Linked DNA regions of Homo sapiens: region 2 is linked to region 1. Evidence: chromatin contacts called from ENCODE Hi-C data. All regions are on one chromosome and are shown on one strand. The core of a region is the stretch at or near the end of the contact, and the rest is flanking DNA. Distances in the headings are between cores, read along the strand shown.

Region 1 (6,839 bases), core at 3,797-6,296:
GTAGCGCTTGATTTCAGCAGCGGTGGATAATTCCTAGCTCGAAGTTTTTAAAACTTTCCAGGGCCGATGTCATTGTGCCCCTTTAGAAATACCAGAGACCAGCAGTTCTCCTCTTCAGGGTTTGCAATTCCAGCTTAATAGGGCTCTCCTGCAAGCTTCAAAAATCTTTCAATTCTGACCTCTTTATTCCCCCAGACCTAAGTGTCCTAGCTGTTTCTAGCTTTCTGACACCTCAGTGTTCCCTTTTTGTTTCAGCCCTCTAATACCCAATTTACAATTCTGTATACTAAATTCTCTTTGTTCATCCGTTTCCTGACAACCACCTCAAATAAGTCTGCATGTTATGTTCTACTACTGTCTCCTTCAATTTAAATTATAAAATTATGAGTGAATATTTATATTCTATTGTATATTATGTAATAGAATAATTCTATATATAAGAATTTATATTATATATTTTATTATAGGATATATGTAACTATATTCTTTTCTTTCACTGGATTATAAGCTTCATGAGGGTAGGGTCATGTCTGTTCTATCATAGTGAATTAGTGATACAGATATATAATACATAATATATATAAATAAAATGTAATATATAATACAGATTATATATTATAATATGTAATATAAGAATATTATTATATAAGTATATTTTTGGCCAGGCGCAGTGACTCACACCTGTAATCCCAGCACTTTTGGAGGCCTGGAGGCCAAGGCAGGGGGATCACCTGAGGTCGGGAGCTCGAGACTAGCCTGACCAACATGGAGAAACCCGGTCTCTACCAAAAATACAAAAAAAATTAGCCGGGCGTGGTGGCAGGCACCTGTAATCCCAGCTACTTGGGAGGTTGAGGCAGAAGAATTGCTTGAACCCGAGAGTCGGAGGTTGTGGTGAGCCAAGATTGCACCACTACACTCCAGCCTGGGCAACAAGAGTGAAACTCCATCTCAAAAAAAAAAAAAAAAGAAGAATATATTTTTATATTACATTTATTTTATATATATGTAAGAATATATATATTCTTCTCTGTGTTTCACTGGATTGTAAGCTTCATGAGAGTAGGATCATGTCTGTTCTATCACAGGTGAATTAGTGACGCAGAGGCTGACACATCAAAGGTACTCATTTAACACTTGTTCAATGAATGAAGGATGGATGATTCATTATTGATGGATCAATACCTGAATTACATGAGCAGCATAACTCATTCCATCATTAGATGATGAATTCTATTTTGTACCTGATAAATTCAAAGTAACCATGGGCCATCCTGTGTGGTAGGGCAGAATCCCAGCCCCCCCGGGAGATGTTCACATCCTAATCTCCAGAATCTGTGGCTGTTGCCTTTCATAGGAAGAAAGGACTTAGCAGGTGTGATTAAGGATCTTGAGATGGAGGGAGACTCCTCAGTTATCAGGTGGGCCCAATCTAATCACAAGGCTCTTCATAAGTAAGAAGGAGAAATAAGGGAGTCAGAGAAGACATGATGATGGAAATGGCGTGTGGGGTGGGGGGTGGGCACTGGAGTGACGGGGCCATGAGCCATGAGCCAAGGAATGAGGGCAGCCTCTAGAACCTGGGAAAGCAAGGAAGCAGATTGTCCCCTAGAGTCTCCAGAAGGAACACAGCCCTTGATGTTAACCCAGGGAGACCCATTTTGGACTTCTGATCTCTAGAACTATAAGAAAATAAGTTTGTGTTATTTTAAACCACTAAGTTTGTGGCAATTTGCAGCCAAGGGAAACCAACACATCCTGTTAGAGAAGTCCAAGAGGCTGTAGGTTATACTGGCCTAGCACTCTGGAGAGAGAAGAGCACCGAAGATGGAGACATGCGGCTCTTCAGTATACATGCAACAGTTACAGCTGAGAGTGGATGAGATCACAAAGGGCAAAGGGAGTGTGTACAGTAAGAGTTAAAGTGAATCTATGGGGACTGCAGCCAGGACTAAATAAGGTGCAAATGCACAGTGCCTTTTCCCCACCTTTCACAGGAAAAAGGGCTTAGCAGATGTGATTACGTAGTTTGTAATTGCTTAAGGTGGGGAGGAACACCATGGGAGGAAAGAGAAGCAAGGCAGCTGATGCACCAAAAACAGGTTTTAGAACTTTGTCAACAACCTTCCAGAGGACAGTCAAGTAATGATGTGCACAGCATTTACTGTCCCCCAACACTACCTGACAAACCATATTTTCCAAGTTTACTTATTTCCTCTATTTTACATCACCTTCTGTCTCTCCAAACTCCCTATGCCCCTCTCCTCACGTCTTACTCTTTGAAGACATTCTTGCCTCATAATTCACTGAGAAAGTAAAAGTAAATCAGGAATAAACACCCTCATTTCCTACACTCCCGTATTTCTAACCTGCCTACCCGTCTCCGTGCCTTCTATGCCGTAACTGTGCACCTGCATCTGCCTTCTATGCCATCACTACAGATGAAGCATCCCCCCTACTAAACAGCAACCATTAACTTGTGTCCTGGATCCCTCTCCCTTCTTTGCCCTTGCAAATCTTTCCCTCTCCTATATCAATTTTTCTCCCTTTACATGCAAGTATGCCTCAGCATCTCCCATCTTCAAAATGCCCTCCATTGACCACACCGCCTTATCCAGCTGTTGCCCCCAAGTTAAGTTGTCTCCCTTTTGTCACCTTACATTTGCTTCTCAAACTGTTAAAGCAGTTATTTAAATCTCACTCCTCCCAGAGACCGCTCACATCAAAGCTACCAGTGATTTCTATATTGCTGAATCCAATAGTCTTGACATCAATGTTATCATGTTCTTTCTGATTTTCCTCCTGCCTCCGTGCTTCCTCTTCATACTTTACTTGACCTCTACATGGTGAAGGGTCCTAGAGCTTTGTTCTTGGCCCACTTCTTTTTAGCTACACATATTCCTAGGTCATCCAACCAAGCCCCAAGTCTATAAATGGCCATGACTCCAGTTTATTCAAATGTCTACTACTTGGCAGTCATGGATGTCTAAAAGGCATCTCAAACTTAGCATGACCAAACCATAGCTCTTGATTTCCCTACCCCCAGCCTGCTCCTCCCCAAAATGTTTCACATCTTAGAAGTGCCAGGACTATCCACTCAGTTCCCCAAGTCAAAAATCTAGAAGTTATTCTCGAATCCTCTCTCCCTAACCAACTCAACATCTAACCCATTAGCAAGTTCCACAGACTTTACTCCAAAATATTTAAACTCTAATTATTTCGGTCTCCACCACTATCAGCCACAACGAAGCCACTTGCTGGCATGCACTTCTGGAACAGCATCCAATTGGTGGACTTGATTAACTTTTGCCACATAACCACCCCCAAAACTTTGTGACTTAAAACATTATTTCTCACATTCTGTGGGTTGGCTGGTCAGTTCGTCCGATCCATGTGGTTGTGGCCAGGGAAGGATAGTCCGGGAGAGCTTCACATGTTCGCAGTTGGTTGGTTGTCAGCTGGATGTGGGCCGTGACTTGACCACGTGTCCCTCATCATCCATCAGGCTAGCCCACACTCATTCCTAAAATGGTGGTCACAGGACTCCCAAGTTCAGCAAGAGGGCAAGCCCCAACTCACAAGTGTTTTTTAAGCCTCTGCTTGCACGATGTTAATGTCCCACGTCCACAGCAAGTCACAGTCCAGTGCAGTCAGTGGGGGTAGACACCACCAAAGAGTATAATTTGGGAGACTGGAAATAATTTGTGGCTATTTTCACAATCTGCCACACTCATCTCCCTATTTCCACCTCCTTTGCCTCTCTGAAATCCATTTTCCACACAGCAACCCAAGTAATCATTTTTAAACACACGCACACTCATTTCACTCCCTGGTCCAAACTTATGGCTTCGTTTAAAATACAACCCCTGTTATGAATTTTAAAATCCTTCCGGGATCTGGCCTCTGCCTACCTGCCCAGCTCATCTAGTACCGTCGACTCCTTGCCTACTGTGTCCCAGCAAGAGTGATCTTTTGTTTCCTTGAATACAGAAAACTCCTTCATGCTTCAGATCTTTGCATTTGTTCCCTTTGACTGAAATACTCCTCCCCCTCATATCTGCGGGGCTGGCTTTGTCATTCACATTTCAGCTTAAAACTCATTACAGCGATCTTCCCCGTGCAGCCAATTTAAGAATGACTTCACCTTACTTAAATTTTCTGCAAAGCACATACCAGTGATATTTTGTATGTCCCTGTTCCTGTTTATCACGGCATTCCCGAGGGCCTACAACACTGCCTGGCACATAGGAAGCACATAACAAACATTTGTTGAATTAATGCAGAGCTGCATACTACGTCCCAGGATTGTGCTAAGCTACGGTTACTGTACCCTTCCCATCTCAGCAGGATAGTTTCACAAAATGTAAATTCCACATTGAGGATTAATTGGATGCACGTTACACCTCATCCCACACCAGTAACTCGTCTTCCTCTATTTCCCCACCACTCCCCTTGCCAAATAAAAGGTGAGGAAGCATTTGGAAAACTTAGGGTCATCACTCTGGTCTTTTGCCACATTTCGCTGGCTTCATCGAGCTCAACGCAACATGAACTACTAACAGCAGCAGCACCTGAGATGAGAGGGTGAATGAAGGTAGGAGATTTCACCGCCCGCGGGCGGCAAGGGATCTGCCGCAGCTCTAAAGCACTGCATGCTGGGAGTTGTAGTCTCCCGGGGAGGCCTGGTCTGGTAGGACCGGGGCCCCCGCGGCATGCAGGGAGTTGTAGTCGAAGGGCTGTTGAGACTCCGCCTCTGCACTTATAGTAGCAAGGGGGAATCCTCACTGCATGCTGGGAACTGTAGTCTTCCTGGGTCCCCGTTCCTCCAGGACGCGGAGGCGCCGGAGTTGCCGCCATTTTAGGTCCCGAGGTGCGCCGGCCGAGAACCAGAGCGCAGGCGGGCTCAGTCCTGGCGCCGGGCCGGCCCCGCCCCCGGGGCGCCTGGCGCCCGCCCCTTGCTCAAGCCCCGCCTTTCCCCACGTGTCTGCCGCCTAGGGGAGGTGCCTCATCCGGAGCGGGCCGCCAACGGTCCGGCCCCGTCCGCACAGACGCTCCTGTCGGCGGCGCCCGGGAGCGGCTCGGCTGCCCGATGCTTCCGCCCCGGCTGCCGCGGGCCGGGCTGTACGCTTAGTGCCCGGCTCAGGCCCCCTGAAGCGCCCGCGGGGGTGAGAGCGGCCTCCGGCCCCGCGGAGACGGAGCGGCTTGAGGACGAGGCGGCGGCCGCGGGGAGGAGGATGGGGGCTAACCAGTTAGTGGTGCTCAACGTGTACGACATGGTGAGTGCGGCCCCTGGCGGCCCCGAGCCCTGGCCCAGGCCGGCTTCCTCTCGCCCGTGGGGCTCGGACCCCGGCCCCAGGCGCTTCCTGCCTGGCGTCTCCGCCTCCAGCCTAGTTCTCGGGGGAAGCCGGGGGTGAAGGAGGGAGTATTGTTATTTTTTAATCCTCGCACTCGTCGACGCTCCGGTGAACCCAGTCAGCCCGAGGGTTTTGGCCAAAGCTCGGGTGGGCTTGAACCTCTCCCATCCGCTCAGCTTGGACCCGACCCCGGCTCTGGGCCCGACCCCTTGGCCGACGTGCAGTGTCCTTTCGGCAAAGCTTCCGTTGCGTTTCCAACCCCACTTGCCGGCCCCCGGGGCTGCCCCGGGACCCCCGTCCCGACCGCCTGCGCTCCCAGCTCCTCTGCTTCTGCCGAACTGTCCGTCTCTCTCCATGGCTACGTCTTCAGAAACTCCCAAGCCCCTCTAAGTCCAGAAGGTCACAGCTTTCGGGTGCCTGTGCTAGAATCTCTTCAAAGGTGAACAGGAGCCAACACACCCTTTCCTTGTGTGTTAAAGGCAACCTCGTTAAAATATGAATGAGGCTAACATTTCTCAAGAAAATAGCCCAGCTGAATTATTTAGAGATCCTGGTGGTGCTCCTTTCCTACACTCTGAAGACCACTTTCCAGGTGATGCAACAGGTGACGTGACCACGGGAGAGGGAAGGGAAGAAGTTGTTTATTGTATCATCTAACTTTGGAGTATGGCAAGCACGCAGAATCGAGTCCAAGAACTGGTTTGCCTGATTTTTGCAGTGAAATGCCCCCAGAAAAAAGCACCCGGTAGAGAATTGTCGTTGCAGTTAGATGCATGTTTGGGTGTGTTTGCTTGCTTTGTTCTGTAGAATGGGTTTTTGTTCTGTAGACTGGATTAGTACCTCTGACTGCAGTGCTTAAAATTCCTTGTAAGTTGACTGACAAATGAAAAATTGCCCGTCGTTATTTTTGTTGGCTTAAAGATGCAGGAGAGCAGAAATACTACAGGCCAAGAGTCTTATACAGTTCTAAACTTTGTATTCCCTTGTATTATTTATAAGTTTCTAAATTTACAGTGTTATTATATCTTGGGTAGAGTGGGATTTCTCATGCCATATCTGGGAATTGTGTCAGAAGGGTGTAGGAACTGCCTGCCACTTGAGATGAGTCCTCTGTTGAATTCTGATGTGAGCCTGGAGATGAAAGGAGATGAGTTAACATGCTGAGAAAAGTGGAACAGGACAGAAAAAGTTGAAGAGGAGAATAAGCCAAACAAAAGATCCTAGAAAACCATGGCACTTTGTAAGTTCTGTGGCCTGTGTCACTGGTTGAGAAATAATTCTCTGGATTTAAACTTTTTGTGTTCAGCTGAACACCTTTATCTTTCAAGACTCTTAACTGCCCTTTTACTTTCTCTGTGCACATCCCCCTAATCTGAATTTGGTTTGTTTTTTATTCATGAGGGCTATTACTGTCTTTCAGAATATATTCTGCTCTTGAGATCACAGTGTGCCTTTTCTCCTAGATTATTAAACAAACCCGTATTT
Region 2 (6,328 bases), core at 2,928-5,427, 4.3 Mb after region 1:
TAGGAGTTCATGACCAGCCTGGCCAACATGGTGAAACCCCATCTCTACTAACATTACAAAAAATAGCCAGGCATGGTGGCACACACCTGTAGTCCTAGCTACTTGGGAGGCTGAGGCAGGAGAATTGCTTGAACCCAGGAGGCGAAGGTTGCAGTGAGCTGAGATCGTACCACTGCACTCCAGCCTGGACAACAGAGCAAGACTCCATCTCAAAAAAAAAAAAAAACCTATAATGAGATACCATCTCATGCCAGTCAGAATGTCAGTTATTAAAAAGTCAAGAAACAATAGTTACTGGCAAGGTTGCAGAGAAATCAGAATGCTTTTACACTGTTGGTTCAAATGTAAATCAGTTCAACCATTGTGAAAGACAGTGTGGTGATTCCTCAAAGATCTAAAATCAGAAATACCATTTGACTCAGCAATCCTATTACTGGGCATATACCCACAGGAATATAAATCATTCTATGATAAAGATACCATGCATGCATATGTTCATTGCAGCACTACTCACAACAGCTAAGACATGTAATCAACCCAAATGCCCATCAGTGATAGACTGGATAAAGAAAATGTGGTACATATACAACATGGAATACTATGTAGCAATAAAAAGGATTGAGATCATATCTTTTTGCAGGGAGATGGATGGAGCTGGGAACCATTATCCTCAGCAAACTAATGTAGGAACAGAAAACCCAACACCACATGTTCTCACTTATAAGTGGGAGATGAACTATGAGAACACACAGATGGGGCAGTGGGGGTGGGGTGGCGGGGAACAACACAGTGGGGCCTGTCAGGGACCTATGGGGAGGGAGAGCATCAGGAAAAGTAGCTAATGCTTGTTAAGCTTAATACCTAGGTGATGGGTTGATCTGTGCAGCAAAATCAGCATGGCACATTTACCTATATAACAAACCTGCACACCCTGCACACGTACCCCTGAACTTAAAATAAAAGCTGAAGAAAAAACAAGTTTTTTTGTAGAGATGGGATCTTCCTATATTGCCCAGGCTGGTCTCAAACTTCTGTGCTCAAATGATCCTCCTGCTTTGGCCTTCCAAATTTCTGGGATTTCAGACATGAACCATTGCTCCTGACTCCCTATCAACTAATTCTTAACTTTAAATTTATTTTTATTTTTTGTTTTCTTTTAGAGACAGGGTCTCATTCTGTCACCTAGGTTGGAGTGCAGTGGCATGATCATAGCTCATTGAGGTCTCAAACTCCTGGGCTCAAGCAGTCCTCCTGTCTTAGCTTCCTGAGTATCTGGGGCTACAGGTGTGTACCATCACACCTGGCTAACTTTAATGTAGCATAGTCTTACTATGTTGCCCAGGCTGGTCTTGAACTCTTGGCCTCAGGCGATTCTCCCACCTCAGGCTTCCAAAGTGCTGGGATTACAGGTGTGAGCCACCACTGCCCAGCCTGATTCTTAACTTTATGCAGGACATCAAATCCTTAATCATACATAGTGCGTCAAATCAATTCAATTGTCATCGGAATGCATGCCACCTCCATATCATTTATTAACAAGCAAGCTTCAAGAAACCAGCAATCTCTTCTTATCCTGGACCCATTAATCATGGGCGCTTGGGAGTTCTAGCCTGAAATTATTTGGCATCTGGTTCTTTCTTCAGGTCCAGCTCACCTGATATCTCTAGTAATTTCCTTAACTAAAATATCCTGATGGACTAATGAGTATTTTCTCATAATTCCATACAACTGTGGTTTCATGTATGTGACATTCTTAATTGTTGGGTAGGCTGTGATACTGCTATGGCTGTCAAAAACTTTAATGTAGTCAGCAACTTGTAGCTGAGCTTTAATTGCTGCTATGTACTAACATCATCAACCATAAGGTGTTATTTAGTCAATGCGACATGAGAATTTTTATATGTAAAGTCTCACCCCATACATACACACAAAGACATGTACAGGTGAAATAAACTAAATGAAATAAATTAATAAATATATAAGTTTAATTCCCTAAGTCCATTTTCTTCTTTTTATGTTTTTTTTTTATTTGTTAACTCCCTAAAGCAAGATAGTATCTATAAACAAACTAGGCTGCAAGGCTTTTATGAAATTTACTCATAATACACATAATTTAAATATTTTCCCCAATTTTTTCCTTAAAGCTTATTTAGCCTATTTCTCAATTAAAGAACTTCAAAATATGTATTTTCCTCAAAGGATTCTAGCTTAACGGGCTAAATTTTTTTTTTTTTCCCAATTCCTATCATGCAGTTCTTCTGCCATTCTACCCCAAATTTGACATTGTTTTCAAAGATTTGACTTTGTTTTTAAACGTAGCTTTATTCAAAGCAATGCACTGAAAATGTCTAGATGGACTCTTTGCAGCTCCATAAACACTTACACTTGGTCCCGATCTTTTTATTAACTTTAAATTACATATGCAAGTATCCAAATTGCAGTGAGAATTCTCTCTGGATCATAAAGGTATGGAAGAAACAGCCAGCAAGCACCTTATTACTCCTTGTTGAACTCACCCCCTCTTTGACCTCATTTCTTTGACTTTCTTTTGTCTCCAGCCATTCTCAAATGTGCTAGGCTTGCTTCGCCTCAGAGCATTTGCACATGCCATTCTCTCTGCTTCAAATATTTTCCCCCTTGAATTCTGCATGGGGAATTTGCTCTTCATATTCTTTGGCTTTTCCCTCAAATACAACCTTCTCACTTACCAACCTTCCCTGACCAAATTATTTAAAACTGAATTCACAACAGTCTTATTGGTCCCCTTTGCTTCCTTTATTTTCTTCCTAGCACTTTCCACTTTGACATGCCATATATTTTGTTTACTGTCTGGTTCTCCCACTGAAATGACAAGAGGGTTTTTCTCTTGTGCCTTTTCTTTTTCACTGTTCTAACATCACTGCTCAGAGGAGTGATTGTCACAGAGAAGACACTCATTTAACACTTGAATGAATGAATGAGACACAGGATCTGGGGAACAAAGCAAGTTAGAAACACCACCCTACCTTACCTAGAGTAGCACTCCCATTTTCCCATGGCTTATTGCCTGTTTTCTCAATTTGCTCATATGTGGAATGAATGACAAACTAATACGTGCCCTTCACTTCAGAATCTCACAAATGAGCATGATTTTTTTCTTCTGATCCAGGGGTTTTGGAACACACTTTACAGTGACCAAAAAACCTTTGTGAAGTGTCAGTGTGGAGAAGCAAATACAAACTCTTCACTAAGTGGCCCTCTTTTTGAATGTTAACACGGTTTGGTCCCAGGGATTTCTGTGTTCAAAGCCTTTCAGGGCAAGGCAGTTTTCTGCGGAGTACACTGTCCTATATACCTAATGGGCTACTGGGTTTCAGCTGGACAAAGTCCTTATAGAGCCGTGATTCTCAAGAAGTAGGGGGAGATACTTTTATTTGTCATAACTAGAGTGGAGAGAGTGTGGTGTGCTACTGGCATTTAGTTGCTAGGGATGCTCAATATCCTACAATTAAGGTTCTATTTTTACCAAGTAAAAATATAGGTAGGCAAGGTAGCCAGATGAAATACAGGGACTTCCAGTTAAATGTGAATCTTAGATGAACAACACTGTTACCTGAAACTCAAATTTAACTGTATTTTATCCGTGACCCTGCCTCCTATAATGCACAGGACAGCCTCCTTCCCTCTCAACAAAGAATTATCCAGGCCCAAAATGTCAAGAGTGGAGGTTGAGAAACCCTGCCATACAGCAGTGGTTCTCAAGCCCTAGTTTGTACCACAATTACCTTCAGGGTTGGTAAGGCCGATTATTGGGCACACCCTCAGAGTTTCTTACTCAGAAGGCCTGTAGTGGGGTCCCAAGATTTGCATTTCCATCGATTTCCCAGGTGAAGCTGCTGTTAGATTGGGGGCACATTTGAGAACCACTACCCTAGAAAGTCCCCATGCTCTCCTGATTAGGAAGGAGCGAGGAAGGTTTCCAAAGTAGGACAGGGGTGGGAGGGTAAGGGAGAGTGGCGGGAAGAGCTGGCCCGCTGGGGTGGGTTATTTCGGCCGTTCTGGCCTCGCAGGCGTTTTCGGGATCCCTCTAGGCGCCGCGGAGGTCCTGGAGTCTCGATGGTCGCTCGGGCCGGGGCGTGGCCTGGCCCGGGGGCGTGGCATGGAAGGCCGGCCGAGGTGCAGCGAGCCCTCTGGTGCCGGACGTTGCGCGGCCGCGACGCCCGACGCCAACGCAGGCGCAGCGCTCCGATTCGGCGCGGCTCATGGTCCGGTTCGGGCTCGCGAGTCTCCGTCTGGGGTAGGGCAGGTAGGCCTCAGTGTGCTCGCGCTGCAGGCAGGGCTTCGCTTGAGTACAGGAGTGGTTGGCGTTGATGTTGCGTTTTCTCAACGGCGGCATCCGAGGAGTTCGTCCTCACCACTGCGCGCCGACGGTGGGCTGGCGGGACCAGGACAGGAACAATGGGATTCCGAGGGCCGCAAGGGGGCGCTCCTTCTGCGGGTTGGGGTGCGAGGCCGGAGGCCGGGCCGGCTGAGCGGGAGGCGGAGCGGGGTGGGTGGGGACCAGGGCGGGGTCGGGCTAAAGAGGGATGGATTCAGGGCGGGGTGGGAGGGACCAGGGCAGGCTCGGGCGGGGTGGGCGGGACGAAGGAGGCGGGCGGCCTGAGGCTGGCGGCGGGACTGCGAATGCCACGTCACATCCTGGGGCGGGGTGGCTCTGTGCCGGGGCGCGCTGGGGGCGGGTCGTTTTTAACTGCGTCTGCCTGGGAAGCTGCTGAGGTTTCTGAGGGTCTTTGTTTGCCCTTCTTTCTCTTTTGCTAGTGAGGTGAAGAGAAGGGAGGGTTCTTCCGTATCCCACAAAAGCCATTCTGAGCTGTTGGGTGAAGGGGTGGCCTGCCCTTCCACACCTGTGGGATATCTTGTCAGGTGGGAGGAGAGACTGAGAAAAGAAATAAGACACAGAGACAAAGTATAGAGAAACCACAGTGGGCCCAGGGGACCGGCACTCAGCATACCAAGGACTTGCACCAGCACCGGTCTCTGAGTTCCCTCAGTTTTTATTGATTATTGTTTTCATTATCTCAGCAAGAGGAATGCGGTAGGAGAGCAGGGTGATAAGGAGGTCAGCAAAGAAACATGTGAGCAAAAGAATTTATGTCATAAGTTCAAGTGGAGGTACTATGCCTGGATGTGCACGTAGGCCACATTTATGTTTCTCTCTGCCCAAACATTTCAGTGGAATAAAGAATAACAGGGCAGCATTGCTGCCAACATGTCTTGCCTCCTGCCATAGGGCAGTTTTTCTCCTATCTCAGAATTGAACAAATGTACAATCAGGTTTTGTACGGAGACATTCAGTTCCCAGGGGCAGGCAGGACACAGTGGCCTTCATCTATCTCAACTGCAAGAGGCTTTCCTCTTTTACTAATCCACCTCAGCACAGACGGGTGTCGGGCTGGGGGACGGTAAGGTCTTTCTCTTCCCACGAGGCTGTATTTCAGACTATCACATGGGGAGAAACCTTGGACAATACCCGGCTTTCCAGGGCAGAGGTCCCTGTGGCTTTTCATGGTGCATTGCGCCCCTTGTTTATTGAGACTAGAGAATGGTGATGACTTTTACCAAGCATACTGCTTGTAAACATTTTGTTAACAAGACATGTCCTGCACAGCCCTAGACCCCTTAAACCTTGATTCCATACAACACATGTTTTTGTGAGGTCAAGGTTGGAGCAAAGAGGTTGGGGCAAAGTTACAGATTAAGAGCATCTCAGGGCAAAGCAATTGTTCAAGGTACAGGTCAAAATGGAATTTCTTATGTCTTCCCTTTCTACATAGACACAGTAGCAGTCTGACTTCTCTTTCTTTTCCCTACAGTTAGGCACCTGGCTCAGCTTTGGGGCATTTACATCTATAAAATGTCTTTTGAATAATTTTTATCTTGAATTAATTTCAGAGTTTCAGAGTGTTGTGAAACAAGCAAAAATTCCCATGTACGGTTCGTCTGGATTTCCTAGGGGTTAACATCTTATTTTACAAAACAGTCAACAAAACCAGGATATTAACACCTACAGGCCTTATTCGAATTTCTTTACTCTCACCTATTTCCATTTTGTAATTTAGGTTCCAAGACAGCATTTAGTTGTCCTGTCTTTCCTTGGAGAAATTTACATTTTAAACAGCAGCTCTCCCACCTCCCAATCCCCTAGGACCCTTTAGAGTGGCCTGGGGAGCTCCAGGTCTCACACCAAGTTGCTTTTTCTTTGTTGAGTGCCTGGGCCAGTTCAGTTGAGAATGCCCAGTTGGACCTCTGGGCAGCTCGTGACCACCCTCTGCTCTTCCTCCCAGTGCTG

Evidence for each region. Hi-C counts contacts between places; a loop is a spot of excess contacts on that map. Pooled maps may share reads with other maps.
Region 2: a pooled map shows a loop between it and region 1 (12-fold over the local background). The contact joins the promoter of PGBD2 here to the promoter of DESI2 in region 1. A Hi-C loop is called at or near these places in 6 of 50 pooled maps.

What each region holds. Positions count from the first base shown.
Region 1 is chr1:244,648,080-244,654,918 of GRCh38, forward strand. DESI2 (desumoylating isopeptidase 2) reads left to right here and starts at 5,047. Exons shown (of 5, transcript NM_016076.5): 1 at 5,047-5,276. The coding sequence starts at 5,235. RefSeq lists enhancers at 3,718-4,291, 4,551-4,710 and a silencer at 4,791-5,560.
Region 2 is chr1:248,902,058-248,908,385 of GRCh38, forward strand. PGBD2 (piggyBac transposable element derived 2) reads left to right here and starts at 4,178. Exons shown (of 3, transcript NM_170725.3): 1 at 4,178-4,285. RefSeq lists enhancers at 3,808-4,729, 4,254-4,443 and silencers at 4,064-4,123, 4,534-4,623.